Regions from separate parts of the Homo sapiens genome. Here region 1 is linked to region 2. A link is a contact called in ENCODE Hi-C or POLR2A ChIA-PET data. All regions are on one chromosome and are shown on one strand. Each heading gives the region's core, a stretch centred on a gene start or an enhancer-like site at or near the end of the contact. The rest is flanking DNA. Distances are from core to core; before and after follow the strand shown.

The links. Hi-C counts contacts between places; a loop is a spot of excess contacts on that map. ChIA-PET counts read pairs that join two places held with the same protein, here RNA polymerase II (POLR2A). Pooled maps may share reads with other maps.
Region 1: a pooled map shows a loop between it and region 2 (2.4-fold over the local background). The contact joins two enhancer-like sites. A Hi-C loop is called at or near these places in 3 of 168 maps with a recorded cell type or tissue (breast epithelium, gastrocnemius medialis and heart left ventricle) and 2 of 50 pooled maps. POLR2A ChIA-PET finds 5 or more read pairs at or near these places in 5 of 52 experiments (AG04449, GM12878, SK-N-SH and 2 more).

The regions. Positions count from the first base shown.
Region 1 is chr17:77,492,954-77,496,822 of GRCh38, reverse strand. It overlaps SEPTIN9 (septin 9), which reads right to left. Exons shown (of 12, transcript NM_001113491.2): 10 at 3,747-3,843. Among named protein-coding and RNA genes, the nearest start is that of MIR4316, 98 kb to the right of the region's middle. RefSeq lists an enhancer at 1-396. Within about 2 kb of position 1,747, at least 9 of the 41 ENCODE cell types and tissues checked have a DNase peak (open chromatin) inside an H3K27ac peak, as active enhancers do.
Region 2 is chr17:77,354,781-77,358,440 of GRCh38, reverse strand. All of the region lies in intron 2 of SEPTIN9 (septin 9), which reads right to left. Among named protein-coding and RNA genes, the nearest start is that of MIR4316, 40 kb to the left of the region's middle. RefSeq lists an enhancer at 1,417-1,918. Within about 2 kb of position 1,929, at least 13 of the 41 ENCODE cell types and tissues checked have a DNase peak (open chromatin) inside an H3K27ac peak, as active enhancers do.

The DNA of each region.
Region 1 (3,869 bases), core at 498-2,997, 140 kb before region 2:
CCCATCCACCTTGTGTGCGCTCAGAGCACACACACACAGGGACACACACAGGGGCTACGTACTGTGGACGACCATTCACAAGCTCAAGAATCAGCAATGCTAAACATTGCTCAGGGACATGTGCACTTCACACAATACATACAAGCCCAAGCTCGGGACAGTGGCCACTTCTCAGGGAGACTGGGCAGGAGACCACGGGCACCCACAAGTGCCCTCGGGCTCGAGCTGGTGGCCATCTCAGAGTGGTCATTTTATTGCTGTGCTTCGTAACTCCTATATGAACACGCGGTGCCTGGCATGTGTAACTGTTATATAACAGAAGGCCTTTTAACAAGGAGGGCAGTGAACGGCATCACTGGAGGTGGGGAGCCGGGCAGGGAAGGCAAATAAAGACACCCGGTGCCCTCCCATGTGATGAACTTCGTCTTCACACACCTGCAAGTGTCTCTTGTGATTCCTTTGTTATCCCCATTATCTTACGAAAATGGGGCGTAGACGCTGGGCACCACGGCTCACGTCTGCAATCCCAGCACTTTGGGAGGCTGAGGTGGGTGGATCACGAGGTCAGGAGTTCGAGACCAGCCTGGCCAACATGATGAAATCTCGTCTCTGTTAAAAATACAAAAATTAGCCAGGCCTGGTACCAGGCGCCTGTAATCCCAGCTACTCAGGAGGCTGAGGCAGGAGAATCACTGGAACCCAGGAGGTGGAGGTTGTGGTGAGCCAAGATCACGCCACGGCACTCCAGCCTGGGCAAAAGAGTGAAACTTCGTCTCAAAAAAAAAAAAAAAGAAAAAGAAAAAGAAAAGAAAAGAAAATGAGGCATAGAGAACGCAAGAACTGTGTCTGTCTCAGCTCCACAGTGCATAAGGCTGGAGCGGGATGCAGAACCCATACACCTGGCTCCAGGCTGCCCCATCGCAGAGCCACATGGCTTTTCCCCAAGTTAAAAATGTCTAGTTTTTACTTGGTAGGCCAGCAGGCAGGGCCGGGGCCTCCACCTTGCCCAGCCCTCAAGTGCTCTCAGTGCTATGCCGGTTGCCTTTGCCTAGGCCCTCCTGCCACGGCCCTGTGTAGGGCGGTGTCCACACTAGAACCTCCTGCAGACTGACCAGCAGCACTCTCATCTAACACTGACGGGCAGCGAGAGCCGGCAGGAAGAATGGGGCTCTCAGGCTGGAGTTGGAGTGTGTGATCGCCACTCCCTGGCTCGGGCAAGTTACTCTCATTCCCTCAGTTTCCTCATCCATAAAATGTGGATAATAACGTCACCCGCCTCTCAGGGACATGAGGATTAAATGAGTTCATGGCGTGATCAATTACACCCCACATTTCTATTGACAATACTTGGGGTGGTTTCTAAGGATGGGAAAGATACCTCAAGATGCTGTTCACCAAGTGGGAGGCAAGAACAAGGCACAGCCCTTACTAGTCCGGGTGTCAGGTCAGCTATGAACTCATGGGGCCCCTGATATAAAAACCCAGCAGTGCTGAAGGCACATTTCCAGGGTCCTCATATAAGACTGCTGGAAAGTGGGCCCCACCACCTCACAACTGTCCTGACAGGTTCCAGACTCTTCCTCAGCTGGAGCCAGTGGTGCTCAACAACGCACAGGTCAGAGAGGTGCGGGGACCTCTCTCTTGTGCATTTCCTGACAGTTTCTGTCACCGGCCACCTGCGGTACTCAAGGTTGGCCACCAGGGTGCAGCAGAGGCACGCCCATAGCAAAGCCGCCGGCCCGTCCCAGGCCCATCCATCCCTAACTCTCCCAAACCTGCCTTTCATAAAAAGTTTCCTAAACAGCAAGAACTCTTTGGGCAGAGAGGAAGAGAGGAACTGCAGGCAGAGGGGCCAAGGGGAGGCAAGCCAGCCTGACACCACAGGCGGATACTGGAAAACACCCAGGCTGCACCCAGCTGGGCAGCTCCCGCAGGGTGGGCCCGGCAGGGGTGGTGGTAGGGGAGGAGTGCAGACAGGGGAAAGGCCCGTGTGCCTCTCCACACCCTCCTCCAGGCATGAACTCCCATCTCGAGGGAGTCTGGTGCAGGGCTGGAGCTGTAGATTCTAGAGCCGCCTCCCGTTCTGGGTCCCTTGGCAGGTTTTCTGCTCACAGCACCTCTTCAACTCTGCAAGGAGGGTGGGTGCGGGGAGCTTCGGACATGAAACGAGATAACCCATGTCTAGCCAGTGGCACAGGAGTGTCTGATGCCTCCTGGTAATTGTCATTATGACCATTTTTTTAGAGCAACAGCTTCCCAAAAAGCTCTGTGGTCTTTGGGACAGTCTCTCAACTCACTAAAATCTTGGCACACTGCACCCACTTTGTGGATGATGAAAACTGAGGCCCTGGAAGATTAAGAGACTTGTGCTTCCTGCTCTACTGGGCCTTTCAGCCAAGTGCTCTCCCAGAACAAAGTGGCTTTTCCTGCTGCATTTCCCTCTGCACCTTCCCCTCTTCCATTCTAATGAGAAATGAAGGGACAGAGAGAGGAAGGGGAAGGAAACGTTCGGGCCCATCCCTCCCGGGGTGTCACCGCCAGGAGTGGGTTGAACTGTGGCCCCCCAGGGGCTCCCATCCATTCAAAGACATGGTCAAGGTCCAGGCCTTGGAACCCATGATTGTGACCTTACTTGGAAAACGTCTTTCTTTATAGATTCATTAAGGATCTCCAAATGGGATCATCCACTTAGGGTAGGCCCTAAGTCCAAAGACAGGCATCCTTGTCCAAAGACAAGAAGGAAAGAGGGCAGGCTCGGTGGCTCATTCCTGTAATCCCAGCACTTTGGGAGGCCAAGCAAGGTGGGCAGATCACCTGAGGTCAGGAGTTTAAGACCAGCCTGGCCAACATGGCGAAATCCTGTCTCTACTAAAAATACAAAAATTAAGTCAGGTGGGTGGTACGTGACTGTAATCCCAGATACTCGGGAGGCTGAGGCAGGAGAATTACTTGAACCCAGGAGGCAGAGGTTGCAGTGAGCTGAGATTGCAACACTGCACTCCAGCCTGGGTGACAGAACGAGACTCCGTCTCAAACAAAAAAAAAAAAAAAAAAAAAGGAAGAGGAGGGACGGGACAGAGACACAGGGAAGAAGGCCCTGTGACAATGGGGCAGAGATTAGAGCATGTGATGCCTTTACAATACAACTAGGAATGCCAGGCGCCACCAGAAGGAGGAAGGCATGGATGAGGCTGGTCCTCAGGGCCTCAGAAGGAAACAGCCCCTGATTTCGGACCTCTGGCCTCTGGAACTGTGAAAATACGTTTGTGTTGTTTTAAGTCCCCTCGTTTGTGCTAATTGGTTACAACAGCCACTCAAGAGACTAAGGTGTGAGGGTCCCAGGAACTTCAGCAGGGTAAGGGGCCGAGGGTCCATCTGGCTCACAGAGCTACAGCCCACCCCTTTTCTAGGCCCAGAGAGGTTGGGCGATTTGTCCAGGGCCACACAGGTGCCTATGAAAGAGCCTGCACCAGGATCCAGAACTTGGCGGCCCCCATCCCAGCTCCTGTCTCCCTGAATCTTTCCCTGCCCGGGGGGAGGTCTGGGGTGGAGGCATCTGCACAGGCCACTTGCCCTCTCACTTTCCCAAGGGTTGAATGGGGACAAGGAGACCCCTCCCTCTGGGTGGGGCAAGGCAGTGGATGAGGTTCCACGAGTCCCTGGCTCAGGCGTGGCCCACAGGCTCTGGGTCAGCAGAAGAGACTGTCTTCCCATCTGTCTGGAGCCCCGGCGCCTGCGGCGAGTACCTTCGATGGTACCCCACTTGGTCTTCCTCCCAAGGATCCTCTTGCCGTTGACCTGGTACTCGTGGTCACTGCCCACCACAGCAAATGGGATCATCTCCTGGGGAACGGGCAGACGGTATTGGT
Region 2 (3,660 bases), core at 680-3,179:
CCATGTTGGCCAGGCTGGTCTTGAACTCCTGACTTCAAGTGATCCACCCGCCTTGGTCTCCCAAAGTGCTGGGATTACAGGCATGAGCCACCGTGCCTAGCCAGTTTTGGTATTTGGAACTGGAAAATAACAGTCTGAGCTTCAGAGGGGACAAACACAAACATGAGGCAGAAGGAACAGCAAGTAAACACGTGCCCAGAGTAGGCTGGGCTGCTCACACCCCCAAAACATCGCCAGGTGCTGAGGCCTGGGCTCTGTGTCAGACTCCTGGGTGCAGACCCCGTGGGGACATTCACTGGGTAGTGGGACTTTTGGCAAGTTACACCACCTCTCTGAGCTTCCGTTGACTAAGCTGTCCATTGAGAACAATACCTAGATTGAAAGGACTCATAATAACATGTGAAAAGTGCCTGGCCTAAAATAGGAGCTTGGTAACTGGTAGCCCTCATTATTTATAACATACAGTTTAACGCCCTCGTTTCATAGGAATGAAAACAGGACCTAGACAGGCAAAATGATTTGCTGAGGGTCGCACAGTGTTAATGACAGAGCCAGGATTAGGGCTTGGGGTTCTGACCCCTCCTGCAGCACCCTGGCTTTGTGAGAAGTGGTCCTGGGTGAATACAAGGAGTGAGGAGTTGGTGAGAAATTTTGAAAATGAAGCTGGGTGTGGTGGTGGATGCCTGCGGTCCCAGCTACTCAGGAGGCTGAGGCAGGAGGATTGCTTGAGCTCGGGAGTTGGAGGCTGCAGTGTGCTATGACTGCACCACCGCACTTCAGCCTAGGTGACCTAGCAAGATCCCATCTCAGAAAAGGAAAGGAAAGGAGAGGGGAGGGGAAGGGAGGGAATTTCTGACAGTGATTCCAGAGATAATCAGGATGACCTGAAATTACTTTGAAATGCACCAAAAAATAAAAATAAAATGGATTCATGGCCAGGCGAAGGAGGGATAGATGGACGGTGAGGTGATAAAGCAGGTGTAGCTTGGTGTTAGTGGTAGAATCTAGGTGATGGCTGAATGTGTTCCCTGTAAAATGCTTTCAACTTGACCATGTGTTTTGAACATTTTCACAACAGAATGGAGGGAAGAGAAAGGTAAGAGGGAGCCACTGTAGCTGTTGCAGCAGGAGCAGACCCCAAAACACCATGCATCAGACTTTCAGCCCTGCCCCTGTGGATGTGTCCTTGTTCTTCTTCTTGGGATTTAAGGACATTTAATGAGCGCATGTGTCTTCAAGCCCCCTTGCTTCCCCATCTGCCCCCACACCTGGAAGATTCCACAGGTGGCGTGGGCCAGCTCTCCATCCTGCCCTTTGTGCCCTCAGTGCATGACAGACACTGAGTGAGTGTCAGCCCCTTCCTCCGACACCTTGTCTGCCTGTCCAGAGAGGTCCCCCCACAGCCCAGCCACCAGGTTGATGCTTCTGGACGTCTGGCCGACAGCTTCCTCAGCTGTGTTCTAGTGACCTGGCAGGTGTCCTGAGTCATAAATAAGGCCACTAGTGGATGTTTCCAAAGCTTCCCCTACCACGGCGCCTTCCCCTCTCCCACCAACAGTCCGTCATGACAGCCAGCCTGCATGAGCCTTTTCCTAGGGTTGTGTCTCCTGAGGCTGCTCAGCGCCTGGCCTGCCAGAGCCCACCAGACAGGGTGCCCACCCTTTCCAGGCCTGAGTTCCCACTTAGAGAACCACTTACAGAAGGACAATGGAGAAAGGCAGTTGGGGCACCAAATGGAGTGTGCCTGCATGTGGGGGGGGAGGGGAGGGGGAGGGAAAGCAGGAAGAGAAGATACAAGAGGAGAAATAAGAACAAGAGGAAACATAGAAGGAGGAGGAGCAGCCCCCTTCATGGGGGTGGACTCTGTGTCCAGTTCTCTACCAAGGACACTACATTTATCACCTCGCTTGGTTCCCACGAATACCTTCAAGGTCGCTCCCCCCTGGCCCCCATTTTTCCATCAGGAAGCGGAGGCACAGAGTGAGAAAGAGCTGCCCAAGGCTCCCAGGCAGTTCACGGAGCCACTGGGAGTTACACTCAACCCGTCCAACCCCACGTCCCTGTTCTCAGCCACCACAATAAACCACCAAGGTTCCACAGCCACAGGAGCTCAGCCCGGAGTCCCCACCGGGTCTCCCAAGGCAGGGAGATGGGGCTGGAGGCCATGCCAGGTGCACGGTGCCCAGAGCTGCTTAGGAAGCCTCGCGGTGCGGGCTGGGCACCAGGCAGTGTCTGTAGGATGGAGAAATGAATGAGGCTGAGACACAGTGTCGCCTCTTCCAAACGTGACTTTCCCTGAGTCTCTGTGATTGGTCACCTGAGAGGGCAGCCCTGGTCTCCTGGCGTTTATGTCCGGGTCTAGAGATGCCCTCCCCAGCCAGGTTTTCTTCTGAGGATGGAAACTCAGAACCTCACCACAGGAGGAAGAGCTGGGAGCACTTCATTTTTTTTTTTTTTTTGAGACGGAGTCTCGCTCTGTCGCCCAGGCTGGAGTGCAGTGACGCGATCTCGGCTCACTGCAAGCTCCGCCTCCTGGGTTCACGCCATTCTCCTGCCTCAGCCTCCCGAGTAGCTGGGACTACAGGCACCCGCCACCACGCCCGGCTAATTTTTTGTATTTTTAGTAGAGACGGGGTTTCACCGTGTTAGCCAGGATGGTCTCGATCTCCTGACCTTGTGATCCGCCCACCTCGGCCTCCCAAAGTGCTGGGATTACAGGTGTGAGCCACCGCGCCCGGCCAGGGAGCACTTCTAAGACCTCTGCGGAGGGTTGCTCAGGTCCAAGTCCTTCACCATGGAAGGCCTTTCAGATGCGGCAGCCACGGTGCATGGGTTGAGGGTCTCCACCCACCAAGAAGCAGGAGCATCTGATGCACATTCAGCCCACGATCCCCATCCACTTGGGGGCTGTGCCTGCAGCCACGTGACACAAGGGAACAGCCACAGCAGTGGGCCACAAAGAGAGTGTGGGCTAATGTGCAGGGGCAGAATCTTGACAGCCTCCCATGGGCTGGCAGCAGGGAGGGGCACATTTGCACAAATCCTACACGCACAGCCCTTCACACACATGTGGCTGACAATCACCCACACATCCAAGACGGGATCTGGCGCACAGCCCACCAGCAACAGGCGCTGGCAATCCCCAGCTGCTCCCCTGCTGCGGCGCAGACACCATTCAAGGTGGGATGGAGAGAGTCACTGCTTCCAAGGTCACACACCCCAAAGGGAGATGCTGGGCCACGGAATGAAAACAGGAGGATCAGCCAGAGTCATTGGCTCTGAGTCACACAATGGGACATATAGGCCCATTCATTCCACATTTTTATTGAGCAACTACAACGAGCTAAGCTGCACAGATCATCCAAATAATCGGCACGTAGAAAAGCATTCTAATCCTTTCCTGGCCCTGACGTGATGGGAAGAACTTGGACTTCTGGAGTCACAGAGCTGGATGGAAATCCTGGCTCAGCCAATTATTGGCTGGGGGAGCCCGGGCAAGTGACTCAAGGCCTCTGAGCCTGTTTCCTTGTAAAAGAGCAGTGCTCGGGCCTGCCACGCCAGGTCAGGGCAAGATGACTGAAGAGCAAGCGCCCAGCACCGGCCAGGGGTCAACGTCCTCAAGGACGCAAAGTGCAACAAGCAGGCGTCACGATTGCACCG